Linked DNA regions of Homo sapiens: region 1 is linked to region 2. Evidence: chromatin loops called from intact Hi-C (ENCODE). Cell type or tissue: Caco-2. All regions are shown on one strand. Links, peaks and the distances in the headings refer to the core of each region. The heading gives the core; the rest is flanking DNA.

Evidence for each region. Hi-C counts contacts between places; a loop is a spot of excess contacts. Peaks named below come from ENCODE experiments on the same cell type or tissue, not always from the same donor. Only the 100,000 strongest peaks of a DNase experiment are listed, where the experiment ranks them.
Region 1: a loop joins it to region 2, with 2.2 times the contacts of the local background. A loop is called at or near these places in 1 of 110 quality-filtered maps.

The regions. Positions count from the first base shown.
Region 1 is chr11:15,767,565-15,771,955 of GRCh38, forward strand. LOC105376567 (a long non-coding RNA gene) reads right to left here and starts at 912. Exons shown (of 6, transcript XR_931071.3): 1 at 654-912. In Caco-2, for the core only: a CTCF peak has its summit at 3,493 (motif pointing right); DNase peaks (open chromatin) are centred at 1,867 and 3,432.
Region 2 is chr11:15,702,264-15,706,654 of GRCh38, forward strand. LINC02751 (long intergenic non-protein coding RNA 2751) reads left to right here. Exons shown (of 6, transcript NR_169502.1): 5 at 2,070-2,195; 6 at 2,912-3,109. It overlaps LOC105376567 (a long non-coding RNA gene), which reads right to left. Exons shown (of 6, transcript XR_931071.3): 3 at 2,281-2,357; 4 at 1,488-1,546; 5 at 19-79. Among named protein-coding and RNA genes, the nearest start is that of LINC02751, 150 kb to the left of the region's middle. In Caco-2, for the core only: no CTCF peak of the experiment used is centred there; a DNase peak (open chromatin) is centred at 2,028.

The sequences.
Region 1 (4,391 bases), core at 103-4,102, 65 kb after region 2:
AATGTATCTAAAGAAGTGTGTTAATTTTTCCCTCTTAAATTAATTCATTTTAGAAAATATATTTTTAGAAAGAAAAGAAAGATCATTTTACAGATGAAGTAAAATGTTCCAAGGAGATCTCGGTCTTTTTACTGCTCTCGGAAGACAACACAGAGGAAATGAATAGGAACCATTTTTCTCAGTTGCTCAGAGACCTTGTTGAAGTAACATGAGAACTACTGAGGGCATATGAGACATGCCTGACAATGTCAAAACAGCAAGCAGCCTCATCTTCCATTTTATATTTTGAAATAGGAAAGAAAACAGATGAAATAGCTTTTTCATTATTTTCCACAGCCCAAAAGGAAATTCACTTCAATTTTAATAACATTTCTATTTCTTATTTATCATCATGCAAACCTTATAAAAATTGCAAAGTCTAAATTTGAGGGATAGGGTGGAGGGATGAAAAAGAAAATGTTTCTGTCATCTAGTCTTTTTTTATTGAACTAAAAATAAAACCTATGTTGCTTTTGAAGGAGTAAACAGATGGATAATAGTTAGTTCAACAAATGGCCGTGAAGTGTCAGGAAACCGGCTCAAGGCTATGTAGCCAAGAACACCCAAGGTCACACCACAGAACTGGTCAAGTGCAGATGCAAACCCTGCCTTACCTAGCCTTGACGCCATAGATTCCACTCATGACATAGCCAGCGTGAACAACGTTCAGCACCTCTCCCACCACAGCCAAGAATGATCCACTGCTCTTCAACCACCAGGTCTCGAAGAAACTCTTCCTCCTGGTCCCCATTCTTTGCATCAGTAGCTCCTGATTTGTATCTTAGGTTGTGTTTTCATTGGTTATACCTGTGACCTACAACCATTCTACAGTTATAGGAGCTGTAAAATGCTAGGAAATAGAGCCTCTGGCATTTTCAACTACTCACCAAGACTCATAAAGGGGAAGGGCATTTAACATCGAGCCACGGAAAGCGACAGAACAATGACTATCATAACTTGAACCCTATCAGATGCTGGTGAAGTACATGAACTCTGCAGTCAAACTGACTAGGTTCAAATCCCAGCCCTTTTCCTAGAGCTACTGAACCAAGTACACTCCCAGCCTAGGGCCTTTGTCCTGCTCTTTCCTCTTTCTGAGATTCCTTCCCCTCCGATGTGGGATTATTCACCTGATTCATTTTGGTGAGCCATATTGTTTGAAGCCATATCCTCCTTGCTTTCTTTATGTTCGTTCCATGATTTATATGTATCCCTAAAACTTATTACCATGGGATAAACTATATCACATACCTGTTGATCTTCTTCCTTACTGTTTGTGCCCTACTCTACCTACCCCACTTGGCTGTAGGCCCCATGAGGACAAGAGTTTTGTTTGTTTTGTGCACTGCTGTATTCTCCAAAACCGAGAACAGTACCTGGTGCATAGTGGACACTCTATCAATATTTTTGATTGAATAAATGGAATCAGCCAGCCAAGTCATTTCTTTGAACCTTAGCTTATCATCTGTAAAATGAGTTTCATAATAGAAACTGCATCATAAGGTTGTTTGAAAGATTAAATAAGATTAGCGTCTGCAGTGAGATGGTGATAGTCTCCTTACCCATCCACCTTGCATTTCCTATTTCCATCTCAACCTACCCGCACTGGGGCAGTTAAACTAAAGCCCCTACTACTTTAGGAAAGCTGTCATGGTAGGACCAGACGACAAAGGGATCACATTCTTGGTTTTGAAGTTCAATGCTCTCAGTCCAGAAGTAAGACAGAAACTATTTAGAAGAATATGTGATCAAGCAGAACCAGTTTTTCCAGTCTCACTACCCATACCCATAAAACTTTCCAAGGTAGGGAGGAGGGGAGAGAGTGCCAGAGAAAAAGCAAAGGACTGTGGCCCTTCCCCTGGGCCCCACCTCCCCTCCACAGGTGTCAGCTGCAGAGATGGAAAAGCGGTCAGGAGAGCTGTGGATACAGAGGAAAGGGTCCATTACTGTGCTCCCATCTGGACTTCTGTGAGATGGCAACTCATGGGGGCCCAGGAACAGATAGCAGAGATAGTTCCATGGGGCTCCAGAGGCAGGGGTCCTGGACACCCATAAGTCTCCAGTATTCCCAGCACAGCACTGGAAAATAGCCAGCTCCCCCTGTGTAGCATGGGATGGCATTAGAATTAGGAGAGAAAGATGACATATCAGAGAAAAGGAGAGACTATGAAGCCAGGACCAGGTGGGACAGCAGTGCCCACACACCTGGGAGAGGGTGCCAGTGACCAAGACCAGGAGTCACATCTTGGCAGCCACCATAATTGGAAAAAAAATGATTGTGGGCCAGAACCTCAGCCTTTTCTCAACTCATACCCATGCCAGGATACATCTCAACACCAGAATGCATATGCCACACCAAGGGGAAAAAGAGAAAGGCAACAAGTTTGAATGTATTGAGCTTAAACCCAAAGCAACTTAGAAAACCCTGAGAGGACCCAGATTCCTTAGTACTAGAATTGGATATCTATCATGCAGAACGGGGGCTTATATAAACATATAATTAATAAAAATGAAGTCATAGAACAAAAGAGTTACATTTATTTAATTCAATGATTACATGGCCTATGAAAACCGGGCTTGCCAAAATATGTAAGGAACTTATTAGTGTCTGGCATTTAGTGAACAACTAAACATATGGAAGCTGCTGTTATCTTTGTGATGACCCGCTGGGCACCAGTCCATTCACTTCAAGCATGTCACCTCTAATTCCCACAACAACCCTGTAAGGAAGGTATTTTATTATTTCTCTTCTGTAATCATGAAAAATGGGACTTGGAAGGATTCAATGATTTGGCCAAAGTCACACTCTTAGGAGAGGCCAGAGCTTTGAACCTAGGTCGCCTGATTCCATTCCAGGTTTCCACATCTCACACTCCCTCTTAGGGGATGGGAGTCCTGCTTAGGTCAGGAGACACTTGCTCTGGTGAGACAGCTGGATGGAGCTGTCCTGGGCTGGTGGGCATTGCCAGCCCTTGAGAATGCTCCCATCAGTTATGGCAAGGACCCCAGGCTATGAACAGCAGTCCAAATCCAAATTGGCCTCTCCAGGGTTACCTACGTAGACAGGGCTTGCTTTGTGATGTAGAGAGAATCCAGGGGCCTGTGGACTTTGAACTGAGACAGTGGTTGATTTCCCTCATAGGTCTTCTAATCACTCAGCCCCAAGACCCTCAAGTCACAAAAGTGTGTATGAGAAGAGCAAAGTCCTCCTCTGAGAAGCCTAAAATAAAGAGTTGAGATACCAGAGGGAGGAAAGCCCTACCCACTTCAGCTGGGGCAGTATCTGGGCACTGCAGTCTAATTCCAGCTGCAATGATACCTCATTCCTTCTTCATGAGAGCAAGAGAGGCCCAAACACTGGGTCAATGTCCCAGGTGGAGCCACAGAACCCAAATGTCCACCAGGGAGCACCAGTGAGTCATATGGGTCTTTGGCAGAGATGTGAGGGAACTGGTGGGGGATTCAGGGTCATTTCCAGGTTCATAACCAAATATCTTTGAATTTTCCTCACTTGGGTGCAGGTGGGCTAGAGAAACAAGGGACAGGTGCAGTGACTTCAGGGTCACTTTGCTGTGTTTCATCCTCTCCTCCCACAAGTAACACACACACACACACAGACACACACACACAGAGGTACATATGTACATGCCATGCGGAGCCCTGAATCCAATCTGCTCTAGCAAAGCCTGCTTTTTCTGGAATAAAAATGGTCCTTCACTTCCAATAATTTGTTTGAGTTGTTATTTAATAGATTTCTTTTGCCTAATCCTCTCTTGTATCTCCTGATTCTCCACAGCACCTGAACAGTCACCCGCACGTGATCTCCTGGTCCCTTCAGGCCCCCGCTCTTTCTGATGCTTCCTCTGAATAACAGGCCTGAGTACAAACTCACATCAGAGGTGAATGTGCCCTGCTTTGGTCAAATAGTCTCCCAGGACAGTGCTGTCCAGGAATCTCCTTGGCTGCCACCTCCAACCAGGAAAGACCCAATCCAATCACAGCAAGAGACTACCTGAGCTGTGAATCCCCAGGCCTCCCTTGACCAAGTACAAGTGACCCACAGCATGAGGAGAGTGAGGGTTTGGGAAATAAAGCTGCAGACTCTGGAGGGGTTTTGATTTTTCAAGAGGGCTGATTACCAAGGTCACAAAAGCAGGTACCAGAGTTGAGGCCAATTAAAACTGCCTGATAAAGTTTCATCCATCCCTATTGTATAAGATCTCAATGTTCAAACATGACAAAGGGGTGGAGGGTGTTCTTTGAATGGACTTTTATTGGACAGAAGCCTAGGAGAGCAGAAGCAGACCCTTAGCACTAGGAAATGTAAAGAGATGCAGCAAAATCCTCTGGCC
Region 2 (4,391 bases), core at 301-4,300:
GGACCAGCCATAGCTTACCCTGGCAGATGGTGGCTGGTTCTAGGCAAGGTGATAAAATTCATGCGAAGCTAAACAATACCTGAAAGAGACACAGAAAACATCTCTCTTCCTTATCCTCCAGATTTTACCAGTTGCCAAAACATTTGGATTCTGATCCTTGAAGCTCTCTCTAATCTACTCCCTCATTGCCTCCCCTACTGCCACTGTCATGATCCAGACCTTCAGATAGCCTGCATGTAAAACAGAATAGTAATTTGAAATATTAATCCCAGTGCTTTTGTTCCCATTATTATTTCTACACATCCATGGTCTTTCCTCCATTAAAACTAGAACATAAAGCCTGAGCATCCATTGCATCAGAGAAAGGTAGCTATAACGGAAATACAAAGAGAAACAAGCAAATTAATTATTGATTCAACAGCCAAAATCCTAGCCTGAAGAGTAGACTAGAAAGGATACTTACAGAAAGCATAAAGTTTAAAGATCTGGTAGAATTGGCAGATAGTCAGAAGATTAATCAAGTGAACACCTGTCTGGACCCCTGAGAGGGGTCTCTGTGCCCTGCATGCCTGGTCTGAGCCCAAGAGTGGGAAGCAGGGGATAGTTCTCCCCTTCATTTCAAGGAGCTGAGGACAAAGAGAGCCTGTGCTCCCCTTCCCATTTTCTGCCTGGAAAGATGGAAACCTCCAGAATTTTCCCGTTAGCTACCAGGGAACAGAACAGGAAGGTTAGGTGTAGTTGCTTCAGACATCTAGGCTTAGGACGTAATTCAGCCCTTTTGCATTCCCCACAAAGCATAGGCTGGGGAAATAGTAGAGTCTGGACCTCCCTATCTAGAAAATGAAAAGGCCACATGATGATCTTAGTGAAAAAGTGACCCGGAAGGCCCTGGATGTCAAAGTGTGAATAGATGATAGCCCTTGCCAGCCTCCAACTCTAACTCTCATTCCATGACTTGATGCTATACAATCCATTCCTCCTGTAGAACTTAGCTGCTACCATGGGGAGAAGGAAGAGATGGAGAAATCCCTGAACTAAGATTAAATATCTGCCAACAATGGACTTGGGTTCAAGTTTACAGAAAATTCGCTTCTTTTCTGCACACCTGATCTTATGGGTTAGGAAACTATACCAGCTACCTGAAACTATTGCAATACAGTCCTAACTGGTTCCTCAGACACTACTTCTAGCTCCTCCAGTCTACCCCCAGCAACCAGAGGGAACTTTTGAAAACATGGATATAACCACACCTTTACGGGTGAGAAGCCAGATTTTCAAGCAGGGAGATGTGTTCACATCCCGGCTCTGCCATATGTCAACTGTGTGACCTCAGGCAAGTTATCCAACCTTTGTGAGCCTCATTTCTCTCATTCCATTATGAAATAGAAGAATCCCAAGGCTGCTTCATTGAATGCCATTGGGATTCCATGAGATGATGGAGGTCCTGGCACAGCTTAGAAATTCAGTTAATATTGGCTGGTCCTTACTGTATCATGTTGTTAATCACCTCCTTAGCTTTGTGCACGTGCTCCTCCTTTCCTTCCTCCTAAAAGAAAACCAGAAACCATCTCCTCTATCAATTTATTCCTTGAGGCATAAACTGGGCTGCCTTCCTATGTGCCCCACAGGGTAGGTTTAGGGATTTCTTAGTGAGTGGTATACCTTCAGTCTTCCAAGCCCAGCTTAATCATAGTATTCATCACATATCATCTGGTGACTTCCCCATGTTCTTCAAAGGCCAGAAATAATTCTTGATCTCTGGGCCCCCTTATAACCTTGACCACCCCTTACCCTGGAGAGTGCCCAAGGGACAAAAGAAAGCTCTTCTTAAAGGCCATGGGTAAGGGAGGGGTCAGGGGTCAGGTTGAGGAAGAAGTGAGCTTGCAGTCTTGCCCTCCTATGAGAGTCCTCCAGCCTGAGCCATGGGCCTAAGGCAGACTGGATCCCAGCAGGCTGGGACACAGGGTTTCCAGGTCAACTTTTATCTTCCCACATGGTATTTGTTCCTTTGATCCTTGAGCAGTTCAAACAAAGCTCACTAATCAATGGCTTCCCTCCCTGCCTTTCAGAGCAGATCCTCAAACACAGCCTGCATCTCTCCCTGCTCCCCTCCCACCCTCCAGTTTTCCAGCCAGAGGCATTTGCTCTAAGGCCCAGGCTGTGGCCCACCTATCACCGCTACCCAAGTAGTACAGGTATGATTGTCTGTTTACTTTCTTTAATTCAAATCGCACTAGAGAAATTTCAGGACTCACTCACTGATAAATCATGGTTACTTACCTCTTGTCTAGGCCCTTGGGCAAGGGTGCATTGATGCATCTACTATGATTGCCTGGTTATCTTGGTCTTGGAAGCACCTAGTAATGAAAGAACCCAGAGAAAGATAAACAGAGCTGAGGGAGTCAAGGTTAATCTTTCTGAGCCTATTTCTTCCTTTATGTAACTGGGATATTGTTTCCTGCCCCAACTACTTCACAAGGCTGAAATGAGGATTAAGCAAGTTAATGGCTGTCAAGGTCCACCAGGAAGGATGGAGTTCTAGATACATATTGGGTTCCTCTAGTCCTTACATATTGCAAAAGACTTGGGTAAAGCTTCTGGAAGAGCTAGGCTGACCAATCTTCCTGACTTACCCAGGACTGAGGGATTCCTTGGGATGCTGGAATTTCTGTACTAAAACCAGGAAAATACAAGGCAAACCTGGTTGAGGTTGAGTTGGTCACTCTACACAGAGGTAGCACTTAACCAGTGTCTGTCCTGGGCTATAATGGTGTCCCTCCAAAACTCATGTTGAAGCCCCAGTACTTTAGAATGTGACTGTATTCGAAGATGGGGCAATGAAAGGAGGTGATTAAGTTAAAAGGAGGCCATCAGGGTGGGCTCTATTCCAATCTGACTGGTGTCCTTACAGGAAAAGGAAATTTGAAGAGGAAAAGAGGCACCAGGGATGAGGACACACCGAGAAAAGACCATGTGAAGACATGGCGAGAAGACAGCCAGCTGCAAGCCAAGGAGTGAGGCCTCAGAAGAAACCAACCCTGCCGACACCTTGACCTTGGACTTCTAGTCTCTAGAATTATGCGAAAATAAATTCCTGTTGTTTAAGCCACCCACTCTGTAGTATTTTGTTATGGCAGCCCCAAGCAAACTAATACAGTATCCTTGAAGAAAGAAGAATTATAAAACCTAACAGTTAAGGGGCAGTTAATTGACATATTAATAATTCATTTAGTCTTCTCTTCACAGAAACTCTCTATAGGAGTTATTACCATTTATCACCATTTTACAGAGGAGAAAACTGAGGCACAAGAGGTCAAGTAACCTGCTTCAAAGTCATAACTAGTAAGTGACAGAGGCAGTTTCTTCACTCTCAGTCCTCTAAAAAGCAAAGCCCAAGGTTAAAGTGCTGACATTTAGTAGAAGCAAAATCAGGGCCTTGAGAGTGAGGCCCAGGGGGTGGTGAGAATGAGTTGAAAAGGGAAATGAGGCAAGAAAATATGCAATGTGATGCACAGCAGCTGGCCACCACCTCCCCATGATCCTCCCTGAGACACAGCAGCTTGCTGGGTAGGTAAGCAGCAGCGCTTGGAATTCGTCTACATCATTTGCAAGGAGAAACCATCTCTAAGGGTAATGGAGAAGGGAAGGGGAGAGAAGGGAAGGAGTTGTTGACTTAAGTTTGCTTACAGCTGCCTCCATACATATTATAAGTTTGGCCTAAAAGTTTCTCCATACATAGTGAACCATAAACTAACTTTATATGTAAACAGACTGTAACCTACTCTTGTAACAAGTACCAGAGTCTCAGCCAACCGCAGGCAGCTGACTGTTCAAAGCAGGTTCAAATAAGGCAAAGGCCCAGCTGTAACCAATCCAGCTGTTTCTGTACCTCACTTCTGGTTTTGCTAGGTCACTTTCCTTTTTCTGTCCATAAATATTCGACCATGTGGAGTAGCTCTGAACCTATTCTGGTTCTGGGGGCTGGCCGATTCGCAAATCGTTCTTTGCCCAATTAAACTGTGTAAAGTTTAATTTGTCTAAAGTTTTTTCTTTTAACTGGGTATTTATGTATTTGGCTCCTTCTTTTTCCCTTTCCCTTTTCTCACTGGTCCGAGGGATCCCCACTATGGGAAGCTAACTCCCCTGTACTTCCATCATCCAAGGCCCATCCCTAACATTTGTGGCACCTAGAGCAGGGATACCAAGGAAGGCTGCTGCAGACTAAGCTGTGTTCCCCAGAAGTCATATGTTTATGCCTTAACCCCTAAAGTGATGGTATTTGGAAGCAGGGCTTTTGGGAGGTAATTAGGTCATGAGGATGCATCCCTCATGTTGGGATTAGCATCTTTATAAAAAGAGACTCCCCTCCTGCCCCCTGCCATGTGAGGACA